2 separate regions of the Homo sapiens genome follow, and region 1 is linked to region 2. A link is a contact called in ENCODE Hi-C or POLR2A ChIA-PET data. All regions are on one chromosome and are shown on one strand. The core of a region is the stretch at or near the end of the contact, and the rest is flanking DNA. Distances in the headings are between cores, read along the strand shown. Region 1 holds the start of SLC35E2B (solute carrier family 35 member E2B). Region 2 holds the start of SSU72 (SSU72 homolog, RNA polymerase II CTD phosphatase).

Evidence for each region. A loop is a pair of places that touch in the nucleus more often than their neighbours do. ChIA-PET counts read pairs that join two places held with the same protein, here RNA polymerase II (POLR2A). Pooled maps may share reads with other maps.
Region 1: a map of naive thymus-derived CD4-positive, alpha-beta T cell shows a loop between it and region 2 (14-fold over the local background). The contact joins the promoter of SLC35E2B here to the promoter of SSU72 in region 2. A Hi-C loop is called at or near these places in 2 of 168 maps with a recorded cell type or tissue (CD14-positive monocyte and naive thymus-derived CD4-positive, alpha-beta T cell) and 4 of 50 pooled maps. POLR2A ChIA-PET finds 5 or more read pairs at or near these places in 2 of 52 experiments (H1 and activated B cell).

The regions. Positions count from the first base shown.
Region 1 is chr1:1,689,812-1,695,475 of GRCh38, forward strand. It overlaps SLC35E2B (solute carrier family 35 member E2B), which reads right to left and starts at 2,984. Exons shown (of 10, transcript NM_001290264.2): 1 at 2,638-2,984; 2 at 1,165-1,582. RefSeq lists an enhancer at 2,519-2,813 and silencers at 2,648-2,807, 3,378-3,457.
Region 2 is chr1:1,571,999-1,578,405 of GRCh38, forward strand. It overlaps SSU72 (SSU72 homolog, RNA polymerase II CTD phosphatase), which reads right to left and starts at 2,865. Exons shown (of 5, transcript NM_014188.3): 1 at 2,480-2,865. The coding sequence starts at 2,559. SSU72-AS1 (SSU72 antisense RNA 1) reads left to right here and starts at 2,949. Exons shown (of 1, transcript NR_197593.1): 1 at 2,949-5,073. RefSeq lists silencers at 2,349-2,428, 2,669-2,828, 4,488-4,657 and enhancers at 2,949-3,058, 3,069-3,138, 5,056-5,598.

The DNA of each region.
Region 1 (5,664 bases), core at 1,734-4,233, 120 kb after region 2:
CCCTGTTTCTACTAAAAATACAAAAATTAACCAGGTGTGGTGGTATGCACCTGTAATCCCAGCTACTCGGGAGGGTGAGGCAGGAGAATTGCTTGAACCCAGGACGGGGAGGTTGCAGTGAGCCCAGACTGCGCCGCTGCACTCCAGCCTGGGCAACAGGGTGAGACCCTGTCTCAAAAAAAAAAAAAAAAGGCCAGACTTGGCTCACGCCTGTAATCCCAGCACTTTGGGAGGCTGAGGTGGGTGGATCACCTGAGGTTGGGAGTTCCAGATCAGTCTGACCAACATGGAGAAACCCCATCTCTACTAAAAATACAAAGTTGGCCGGCATGGTGGCACATGCCTTTAACCCCAGCTGCTCAGGAGGCTGAGGCAGGAGAATCACTTGAACACGGGAGGCAGAGGTTGTGATGAGCCAAGATCGCGCCATTGCACAACAGCCTGGGCAATAAGAACAAAACTCTGTCTCAAAAAAAAAAAAAAGAAACAAAAAAAAATATATATATATATATACATACCATAAAGTGAAATCAACAGCCACAACCTGGGAAAAAATACTTGCAACATGGCAAAGGATTAATATCCAGAAAGTATAAAGAATTCCTACAAACCAAGTAGAAAAACAGGCAAAAAAAAAAAAATGTTGGCGGGGCATGGTGGCTCATGCTTGTAATCCCAGCACTTTGGGAGGCCAAGGCGGGCAGATCACCTGAGGTCAGGAGTTCGAGACCAGCCTGGCCAACATGATGAAACTCCGTCTCTACCAAAAATACAAAAATTAGCCAGGCGTGGTGGCAGGCGCCTGTAATCCCAGCCACGCAGGAGGCTGAGGCAGCAGAATCACTTGAACCTGGGAGGCGGAGGTTGCAGTGAGCTGAGACTGCGCCTGCTCCAGCCTGGGTGACACAGCAAGACTCCGTCTCAAAAAGTAAAGAAAAAAAAAAAACAAAACAACATATTTCACAGAGAAGAATTTATGTTTTTGGAGAAGGAGTTTCGCTCCTGTCGCCCAGGCTGGAGTGCAGTGGTGAGATATCAGCTCACTGCAACCTCAACCTCCCAGGTTCAAGCGATTCACAGAGGACAATTTCTAAAAGGCAAATAAGAAGCAGGAAGGGTGCATGCTCCTTCTCTACTGCCCTGTAACAGTCATTCCACACTTACCACCTCAAAACAACAAATGCTTTTGATGTTGGCTCCTGTGGGGCAGCAATCTGCGGGAAGCTTAGCCAGGCACCTCTGGCTTAAGGTCCCTCCTGAAGCTGCAGTCACACCATGGACCAGGGCTGTGACCTCATCCGAAGGCTCAACTGGGGCTGAGGCCCACCTCTGAGCTCACTCAGGTGGACGCTGGCTGGGTTCAGTTCCTTGCTGGCTATAGGTGGAAAGGGCCCCCACCAGTTTCTTGCCAGCTTCTCCACAGGACGCCCCACAGCCTGACAGGAGCTTTCATCCAGCAAGCTCATCAGGGAGTGGGAGAGAGCAGCCAGGACAGGAGCCCAGACCTTTCTGAACCTCATCTCAGAAGTGACATCCTTCCCTTCTGCTGTCTGGGCACAGCTCCCCGGGTGGAGCCCGAGGACTAGAAGGAAAAGAAAACTTGGATTTAAAATGGGATAAAGCCATAGGAGCTGCTCGTCCCACCACAGGAATCTCAACGCCGGGTTACTGACAAAGCGTCACTTTGCACCTCGTCCAACTGTGCAGACCTCTCCTAGCCAGGCCCCTGCACCAGAGGTTAAGAATCCGTGCCCCTGGTCAGGAAGTCCAGGTGGGTTCAAACGGCCAGCAGGGAATTTCAGGCAAAATGTGTCCCAAATCTTCAAACCATGCCCCAGAACTCAGACCTCCCCCTGGGAGTTCGTCCCAAGGAAACCACCTGCAAGAGGCTCAGGCTGCAGGGGACACTCCGCTTCCAAAACCCGGAAGCTGGAGACCACACAAGTGCCCAACGCCAAAGGCACCCCGTGGAGGGACGCCCTGTGCCCTCCCCCGACCAGGTGACCCGCTGCGCCCTACACATCTTCACCAGGAAACATCTGTTATCGATGTGGACGAAGCGCAGCCTGCACTCCCAGATCCGCTCATTTTCGTTCTGCCCTCCGTTTTACGATTCGCCTACACTGAAAATGCGTGAGTGGAGTGGAAAGCCTTCCTACTCCTGCCTCAGCGACCCCTTCTAAAATACTGCCTCGTTTGGCCTGAAAATGTGATTTGCAGGCTTCCTGAGCAAAGTAGATTTCACTCCATTAAAGAAAAAAAAAAAGAAAAGGCACCGAACGGGGCTCGGCTGTCGGGAGTTTTGCTTTAGTTTTTTGCGTGTTTTGTTTTGTGTTTTTTTGTTGTTGTTGTTCTTTTTGCGGCCACGCACACCGCGTTCCCAGGCTTCAGGGCGTGGGGGTCGCCGTGGACTCCCGGACGTGAAAACGCTTAAAGCCAGCTGGGAAAACCCCACCAGCGTTTTCCGCGCACAGCGCCAGCCATAGGAAAGGACCCCCAGGAGCGAATCCGGGCAGGGAAACCCCGGACGCCCGCACACTCAGCATCAGTACCGGCACCCAGCACCCAGCACCGAGCACCGAGCACGCAGCACCCAGCACCGATCACCGAGCAGAGCACCCCGCACGCAGAACCCACCGAGAGCCTGATGCAGTCTCCGCCGCAGGCATAGCGCTAGGCCCCGGCGCCTTCACAACAAAGGGACGCTGGCGGGCGGGGCCTGAGAGGCGCGCGGTGGAGGGGCCGGGCGCGAGGCCGCGGAGACAGCTCGGAGCTCGGCACTGGGGAGTGGCACAGCGCTGGCGGATCCAGGTGGGCTTCACGGGGCGCCCGCGGGACCGGAAATGACGCGCAGAACCCTGCATCGGGCTCCTCGCTGCCCCGCGGGCGCCGCTCCTCAGTGCCCCAGAGCCACGGAGCCGGGGAAACGCGCCGCGGCCCACAACGCCCCCGCGGCTGCCCGTTGGTTCCGCCCGGGCCGTTCTACTCCAGGCAGACGGGAGGAGAAACACGGCGCGCTCAGCGTCCCCTCCCCCGTTGGTTCTGCTCGGGCCCTTCCACTGCAGGCCGACGGGGGTGGAAACACGCAGTTTTTTTTTTTTTTTTAAGGTCTAGGGTAACACGGGGCTTTTAAGTGCCTCTCCGCTGCCGCCTGGTGGTCCAGCCCGGGCCGTTGCAGTGCAGCCACACGGGGAGGGACACGGCGCGCCGAGTGCTCCGGGCGGCCGCACGTTGGTTCCGCCCGGGCCGTTCCACTGCAGGCAGAGGGAGAGGACGACGGTGCGCGTAGTGCATCCCCGTGGCCCGTTGGTTCCGCCGGGGCCGTTCCACTGAAGGCAGAAGGGGGGGGACCGTGGCCCCACCCCCCGCGGCAGCCCGTTGGTTCCGCCCGGGCGGTTCCGCCCGGGCTGTTCCACCAGCGGCACTTCAGGGCGGGATCGGCCAGTCTGTGGAGGCAGCGGCCTCTAAGCCCCGGAGGGTTTACTGCCCAGGTTTGGGTTCCAGGAATAAGAAATCCACTGAATAGGCTTAACTTAGAAGACACAAAGGCGCCTCCTGGCGGAAGTGGCCACGCTCCGCCCAGCCTGAGGGAAAGCTGCTCTGACAGCTGGGCCCGGAGCTGCGGGGGGCGGGGCCGCCGCGCGGGGTGAGGACTCGCCTCAGGGCGCTGATTGGCTGGTGGCGCGCTCCGGGGCGGGGCCTTCGTATCCAGGCTGGCGTCGGGGCTGCCGCGGGACATCCGGAGCAGACACCCGCGGGCGCGCCTGCGGCCCCGAGGACCCCCGGCTCCGGAGCTTCGTCGAGCGTTTTCCTAGCGTTACTTTCCCAAATAATTTTCAGGAATGAAGTTACGGCTAAAGGGCTCTTTAGAGATTACTTTTGGGCCGGGCCCGGTGGCTCACGCCTGTAATCTCAACACTTTGGGAGGCCGAGGCCGGCGCATCACGAGGTCAGGAGCTTGAGACCAGCCTGGTATGGCCAACGTGGTAAAACGTCGTCTCTACTAAAAATACAAAAATTGGCCGGGCGTGGTGGCGGGCGCCTGTAATCCCAGCTACTCCGGAGGCTGAGGAAGGAGGATCACCTGAACCCGGGAGGCGGAGGTTGCAGTGAGCCGAGATGGCGCCACTGCACTCCAGCCTGGCGACAGAGCGAGACTCCCTGTCAAAAGAAAAAAGAAAAGATTACTTTTGGCCGGGCGAGGTGGCTCACGTCTGTAATCCCAGCATTTTGAGAGGCTGAGGCGGGCGGATCGCCTGAGGTCAGGAGTTCGAGACCAGCCTGGCCAACATAGTGAACCCCCCCCCATCTCTACTAAAAATACAAAAAAAAATTACCCGGGTCTCGTGGCGCGTGCCTGTGGTCCCCGCTACTCGGGAGGTTGAGGCAGGAGAATCGCTTGAACCTTGGAGTTGAAGGTTGCAGTGAGGCGAGATAGCGCCGCTGCTCTCCGACCTGGGCGACAGTGGGAGACTTCATCTCATAAATAAATAAATAAATAAATATTACTTTTACGTTTTGTTAAACTTCCACTTGTTTTTGTTTCCGTTGCATGAACCTTCGTAAAGCTTCAGGAGGCTGATGGCAGCCTCCTTCCCCAGGCTTCCCCGTGGCGCCCGCAGCCGGGTTGGGCCAGAGGCTGGGACTGTTTCCTCCCGTGGGGTCTTTGGTGGGGATGTCCCCAGAGGAGTGGGGCAGGAGGAGGGGCACGGAGCGCCCCCGGGAGCCGGTCAGAGCGCAGCGATGGTGTCTGTGGTTCCAACCACTCGGGAGGCTGAGGTGGGAGGATGGCTTGAGCCTGGGAGCTTGAGGCTGCAGTGAGCTAGAATCACAGCACCACACTCCAGCCTGGGCGACAGAGTGAGACCCTTGTCTCACAAAAAAAAAAAAAAAAAAAAAAAAAAAAAAAAAAAGGCTGGGTGCGTTGGCTCGCGCCTGTAATCCCAGCACTTTGGGTGGCCGAGGCGGGCGGATCACGAGGTCAGGAGATCGAGACCATCCTGGCTAACACGATGAAACCCCGTCTCTACAAAAAATACGAAAAAAAATTAGCCGGGCATGGTGGCACGTGCCTGTAATCCCAGCTACTTGGGAGGCTGAGGCAGGAGAATCACTTGAACTCAGGAGGCAGAGCTTGCAGTGAGCCAAGATTGGGCCACTGCACTCCAGCCTGGCGACAGAGTGAGACTCCGTCAAAAAAAAAAAAAAAAAAAAAAGGAAGAAAGAAAATTATAAAATGAAGTGAAATTAACGCAGTGGAGTGCCACCTGCCTGCTGCCTGAGTTCACTATCCACACGGAGTTCATAAATTTGAGAGCAGTTTACAAAGTAGATTCTCCTACTTTCCAGGAAACCCAGAAATGTCTGGTGATTTGCCCAACAGTCTCAGCTGTTGTGGTCAGCAGGGCCGCTGTGGTATCCAAATGATTTCAAAAGCAGATTTATAAAAAGTACTCCTTTTTTTTTTGAGATGGAATTTCGCTCTCATCGCCCAGGTTGGAGTGCAGTGGCACGATCTCAGCTCACTGCAACCTCCGCCTCCCGGGTTCAAGTGATTCTCCTGCCTCAGCCTCCTGAGTAGCTGGGATTACAGATGTGTGCCCTCACGCCCAGCTAATTTTTATATTTTTAGTAGAGACAGGGTTTCACCATGTTGGCCAAGAT
Region 2 (6,407 bases), core at 1,615-4,114:
GTTAGCCAAGATGGTCTCGATCTCCTGACCTCGTGATCCACCTGCCTCGGCCTCCCAAAGTGCTGGGATTACAGGCGTGAGCCACCGCGCCCAGCCCTAAATAGAATTTTTAAAACATTTCCTTTTGTTAAGATTTCTACTCCATCTTGCCAGGCGCAGTAGCTCACGCCTATAATCCCAGCACTTTGGGAGGCCCACGCAGGCGGATCACGAGGTCAGGAGATCGAGACCATCCTGGCTAACATGGTGAAACCCCGTCTCTACTAAAAATACAAAAAAATTAGCCGGGCGTGGTGGCGGGCGCCTGTAGTCCCAGCTACTCAGGAGGCTGAGGCAGGAGAATAGTGTGAACCCAGGAGGCGGAGCTTGCAGTGAGCTGAGATAGCACCACTGCACTCCAGCCTGGGCTACAGACTCCCCCTCAAGAAAAAAAATATATATTCTACTCCAACTTTATTTTATTTATGTATTTATTTGAGATGGAGTCTTGCTCTGTCGCCCAGGCTGGAGTGCAGTGGCATGATCTCGGCTCAATGCAAGCTCCGCCTCCTGGGTTCATGCCATTCTCCTGCCTCAGCCTCCCGAGTAACTGGGACTGCAGGCGCCCGCCACCACGCCCGGCTAATTTTTTTGTATTTTCAGTAGAGACGGGGTTTCATCGTGTTAGCCAGGATAGTCTCAATCTCCTGACTTTGTGATCCGCCCATCTCGGCCTCCCAAGGTGCTAGGATTACAGGTGTGAGCCACTGCGCCCGGCCTACTCCATCTTTGTTATGCAGGTACAGCAGAAAATCTTGAACAAAGGATCACCAAGGAGAACCAGCAGAACCAGAAGGTCTCCAGCCCATTTGTTATTCCAATTAACAATAATTTTGTCTTGGGGGGGGGGGGGTGAGCCTTGCATTGTTTTGCTTAAATGTATCAAATTTTTACAGGTAACTGCAGTTTATAAATGAAGATCCAGCACAATGTAATTCTAGCACATTTCTAGTTTTAAAAACAACCTTTGGCCGGATGCGGTGGCTGACGCCTGTAATCCCAGCACTTTGGGAGGCCGAGGCGGGCAGATCACCTGAGGTCAGGAGTTTGAGATTAGCCTGGCCAGCATGGTGAAGCTCCGTCTCTACTAAAAATACAAAAAAAGCCGGGCGCAGTGGCTCACGCCTGTAATCCCAGCACTTTGGGAGGCCGAGCGGGCAGATCACGAGGTCATAAGATCAAGACCATCCTGGCTAAGATGATGAAACTCCGTCTCTACTAAAAATACAAAAAAAAAAAAAAATTAGCCGTGCCTGGTGGCCGGTGCCTGTAGTCCCAGCTACTCGGGAGGCTGAGGCAGGAGAATAGCTCGATCTCGGGAGGCACAAGTTGCAGTGAGCCGAGATCGCGCTACTGCACTCCAGTTTGGGCGACAGAGCAAGACTCTGTCTCAAAAAAAAAAAAAAAAAAAAAAAAAAAGAAAGAAAAGAATAAAGAGAAAGAATCAGCAGATCATGAACACTTGACACTGATTTTTGGGGGGTGTTTTTTGGTCTCCAACTCCTGACTTCAGGTGATCCGCGTGCGTCGGCCTCCCAAAGTGCGGGGACTACACGCGTGAGCCACCGTGCCTGGCCCACGTGACACTGTTAAAAACGGAAAAAAAAGGGGGACTGTTAATTTTCCCAAGTTGCTCAGGAAAGTTATAGCTGGACTGCGAGAAGAGAAGCGAAACACTGTTTTCATTTAAAGTTCACGTAGGTAACTTTGGAGGTAAAAAAGCCATTTCAACTTTCTTACTATCAAAGTTGACACATACCAAATTTTAACTGTAAGTCAAGTGGTCAGTTTCTCAGTTTGCTATGTGACTGAACAAAAAACTTGTTATCAAGCAGGAATAAACTTTCATTAGACATACGCTACGCAAGAGTCACAGGCGGCCAGTTAGCAGGGAATATAAACTAGCAGAGCCAAACCAAGTCCACGTTGTATTCCAGAAACTACCGGTTGGAGGCGTTCCAGGGAGGAAGAGAGGATCTTTCGCAAAAAAAAAAAAAGAAGAAGAAGTAGCAAACACACAAATCCATGGCATTAAAAAAAGAGACCGCTTTGTTATTTACAACATCGTGGTATGCCGTGATTGTGTTGCGCGCCGTTTCCAGGGAAGGTGGCCAACGACGCACACGAAATACCATGATCGGCCGCCGCCGCGCAGCCCCTCGCCGCGGACGCTACCCTCGCCCCCCGGGCCCGGCCTCGGAGAGCTCGAAGGACCACCGGACAGCGGGCGCCTCGTCCCGGAACCTGCCTTCCCTGTGATGCCCACCCGCGTGTGGACTACGCGCGCTGCCGTCCAGCTGCCATCCCAACCAGCCGACCCACGAGCGCGGCCCGGCCCGGCTTCCTCTCAGGGGTCCTGGCGCGGGCCAGGGGGAACCGGGGAGGAGGGAGGGCCGGTCGCCGGAGCAGAGCGCGCGGGGACAGGGTGGAGCCCAACTACCTGAGGATGTTGTGCGCCTCCATGCTCCGGTTCTGGTTGCTCGAGCACACCACCGCCACCCGCAGCGGGGACGACGGCATGGCGGCGGCCGCAAATCCCGCGGCTCTCCCGCTTGGGTTCCCACCCTACCGCGGCGCTTCCGCGCGAACAAAATGGCGGCCGCGGTGGCCGGAAGCGGGCGACGCGAAACGACGGCGCCGGCGGTGTAGCGTGCGGCGACTGCGCGGCGGCCTCCCCGCCCACCCTGGGCGCCGGGCCGCGGACGGAGCGCAGGCACTGGCCTTCGGGCGCGCTGCACTCGGCGAGGCCGGGGGCGGCCAACGCCGCGCCGGCCCCCGGCGTCCGCAGCAGAGACCCGCACTCCACAAGGCCCGGCTGAGCGTCACGGCGCCAAGCGGCGGCGTCCTGACATCAGCACCCCGCGCCGGCGCCTAGTGTGACGCGACGACGTGCGGAACAACAGGACGTCATAAGGTGTCGCCGCCGCCTTTGGGAGCGATGCGAAACGCCGCGCTTGCCGGAGATAGCATTGAGGGCCCTTCCGCGGCCCGGCGTTTCGTCTCTTGGGACGATTTTGTGCGTTCCCTCGGTCCCCGTGGGGCCCATAGTCCTCACTTCTGCCACCCCAGAGTCGTCGCGCTTCACTAGACCCGCTCCCTCCACTGTCCCGGAGGCCCACAGACATTCCCGCATTCTGAGGCTCGCTCCCGTCCCGTGCCGCTGTTACCGGCCTCCGGCCCCGGCTCATACAAGCAGGAGCACATCGCTCTTTTATGAAAGCCCTTCAACATTTAACGTTTAAATGCGAGGGCCGACCTGTGACAGACCTGGTTGGGAGTGCACGTCGACTAGGATCTTCCTCGCCTCGGGCTTCCTTGGAGAGGCCGCCGGCTGGTCTGAGATTTGGGTCCAGTTACAGTAAATCCAGTCAACGCGAGTGTGTCATTCCCCAGCTATGCCTGTCTGCCTGGATGCAGCCTCGCGGTGGACAGTGGGCTGATGTTTTGCCGTGGGAGCGCCACGGACGGGAGAGGGAGTGATAATGATTGTCAACCTAATAACAGGCTAACTGAAAATGATATTTATTTGGGAATAGGGCGTTGGCGAATATGCGTGCCATAGTAAACGATTTGCGCATTCAGGAAAGTAATGGTTTTTAAAGAAAAAATGAAGAGGAAGATAATGGTTTGGAAATAATTAACCTTGGCTACAAAGAACAGTAACAAGTGTACTCCCGGCCGGGCGCGGTGGCTCACGCCTGTAATCCCAGCACTTTGGGAGGCCGAGGCGGGCGGATCACGAGGTCGGGAGATCCAGACCGTCCTGCCTAACCCGGTGAAACCCCGTCTCTACTAAAAATACAAAAAATTAGCCGGGCGTGGTGGCGGGCGCCTGTAGTCCCAGCTACTCGGGAGGCTGAGGCAGGAGAATGGCGTGAACCCGGGAGGCGGAGCTTGTAGTGAGCCGAGATCGCGCCACTGCCCTCCAGCCTGGGCGACAGAGCCAGACTCCGTCTAAAAAAAAAAAAAAACAAGTGTACTCCCGTTCCAGGGTTGGACAGGCAGTTGCTGGGCAGCTGTCCTTGCTGAAGTATTTTTTGTGTAAGATTGCCTTAGTGCAAGGTTGTGGTTTTTGCAGAATCTTGTGATAGTTTTTCTTATTATTGATTCATGAGAATTCTCCATGGCCTTTCCCAGCTGTCTTTGTCAAGGTATTTTTTAAACATAAGTGAGTCCACTTTTATTTGACAACTTGGGTATTTTCCCCTTTTGATTGAGATCTTTCTCCAAATGCATCACTAATGAGTCATCCTGTAATTAGGTTTTGATAGTCCCCGTGCTGGGATGAACTTGTCCCAGATAGCTGGTCTGGTCCCACACTGGAGAGAGTGGCTGCTGGGAGTCATTGTCAAAACCCTTTTTTACCATATTTGAGCATCAAAGGAGGTTTGAAGGGTGTGGCTCTCAGGCTAAGTCTAACCTGGAGTCCATTATTAACTTCAACTTTTGTCACTTCTGTAGTCTTTCTATCATCTCAAAGTGCTGTGTCAGCATTATTCTGTTAGAAATTGTACTTGTAGCCGGGCGCGGTGGCTCACGTCCGTAATCCCAGCACTTTGGGAGGCCGAGGCGGGTGGAACACGAGGTCAAGAGATCGAGACCATCCTGGCCGACATGGTGAAACCCTGTCTCCACTACAAATACAAAAGTTAGCCGGATGTAGTGGTGCGCACTTGTAGTCCCAGCTACTCAGGAGGCTGAGGCAGGAGAATCACCTAAACCCAGGAGGCGGAGGTTGCTATGAGCTGAGATTGTGCCTATGCAGTTCACCCTGGCAACAGAGTGAGATTCCATCTCAAAAAAATAAAAAAAAAGAAATTGTCCTTTTGCAAAATATGGCAATGAATAAGTTTAAAAGGGGAAAATACAAGGTAAAATCAATAATAATATGACTATCCCAGTTTGCATATTGGTTTTGACCCATGAACCTAGGCTTAAAGGAAAGCAATTAAAAAGAAAAAAATTAGAAAACAAAAATAGAAAAATAGAGATTAAAGGAAGCCAATTGAATAAATAAAATGGCCATAGAAATTACACGAGACTTGTAACCATGTGCCTGTTTTCTTTCTGTGTGTAAATGGATCTCAGTGTTCCAGAGGAATTTACCCACATACAGCATATAGTATTGACATACTTATTTAATACCTTATTTAACCAATAGGTACTAAAGATCTCTTAGGTCAGGTTTTTGTGAAGTTACCAGCAGAAGCTATTGATTGTGAAATGTCAGTTATACCATTGATGGCAGTGGCAGCCTCTCTTGAGTGGCTGCTGGGAAGATGCTGGCTACAGCAGGGGAGGCTCAGCTGGGACTCTGTGCTCCACTGAGCATGTGGGAGCCCTGCCCCCTTCCAAGTTGGCAGGACAGGAGCCCCACCCTCCTGGGAGCAGCTGCATCTGCCCAGCCACGGCTGTGGACCCAGGTATCCCTGCAATCCCAGGGCTGGGAAGCCACCCCACCTGCCCCCGAAAGCTCAGAAGTGCCTCCAGCTGCTACCTGGCCTCTCCTGACTCCCGACAAAGCTGAAGCCAAGCCCAGGCGCTGTTGCAACCCAGCCAGGTGTGCACACACTGAGGGCAGTGCTAGCATGCCAGCCCCTTGCTGCCTCGGCCCGCTCTGGACTTTGAGTGCTCACAAGCATGGGAGCAAGGCCAAGGAGGGGCTGAGGGCGGCTCAGCCCAGTCCTGTAGGCGACCCTTGACCTGAACAGCCTGGGTCCTGTAGATGACATGATTGATGGCAGTAGGAGGCACACAGGCTCCTGGGTGGAAAGGGGTGGGTGTCCAGTGAAGACCCCCATTAAAGCTAGGGACTTCCTGAAACATGGGGGCTGGGCTGCCAGTTCTGGGTGGAGTCTGCCGTCCAGAATGAGATTTATGGTGCTTTTTCTGGGCCCGTCCATGGCTGCCCATGGGCCAATCAGTATACACTTTCTCCCTTCTGAAGCCCATAAAAATCCCACTCAGCTATACTCACAGAGATGTCAGGACTACCAGCTGTGGGAAGGATCTACCCACTTGGGATCCCCTCAATTTGTGGGGATCACCTGCCTGTGGGAAGGAGCTACTTACTCCGGGTCTCCTCTCCGCTGAGAACTAGGCACTCGGGACGACCTGCCTGCGGAAGGAGCTACTCACTTCGGGTCCCCTGAGAGCTGTTCTGTCGCTCAGTGAAGCTCCTCTCTTTCTTGCTCACCCTCTGGTTGTCCACGTACCTCATTCTTCCTGGACGCAGGATGAGAACATGGGACCTGCTGAATAGCAGGACTGAAAGAGCTGTAATACAAACAGGGCTGAAACACGTCTCCTGCTTGCCACATTGGGGGCAACAAGGAGAGAAGAGAGCTGTGGCCCTTCGGGGAGCCCAG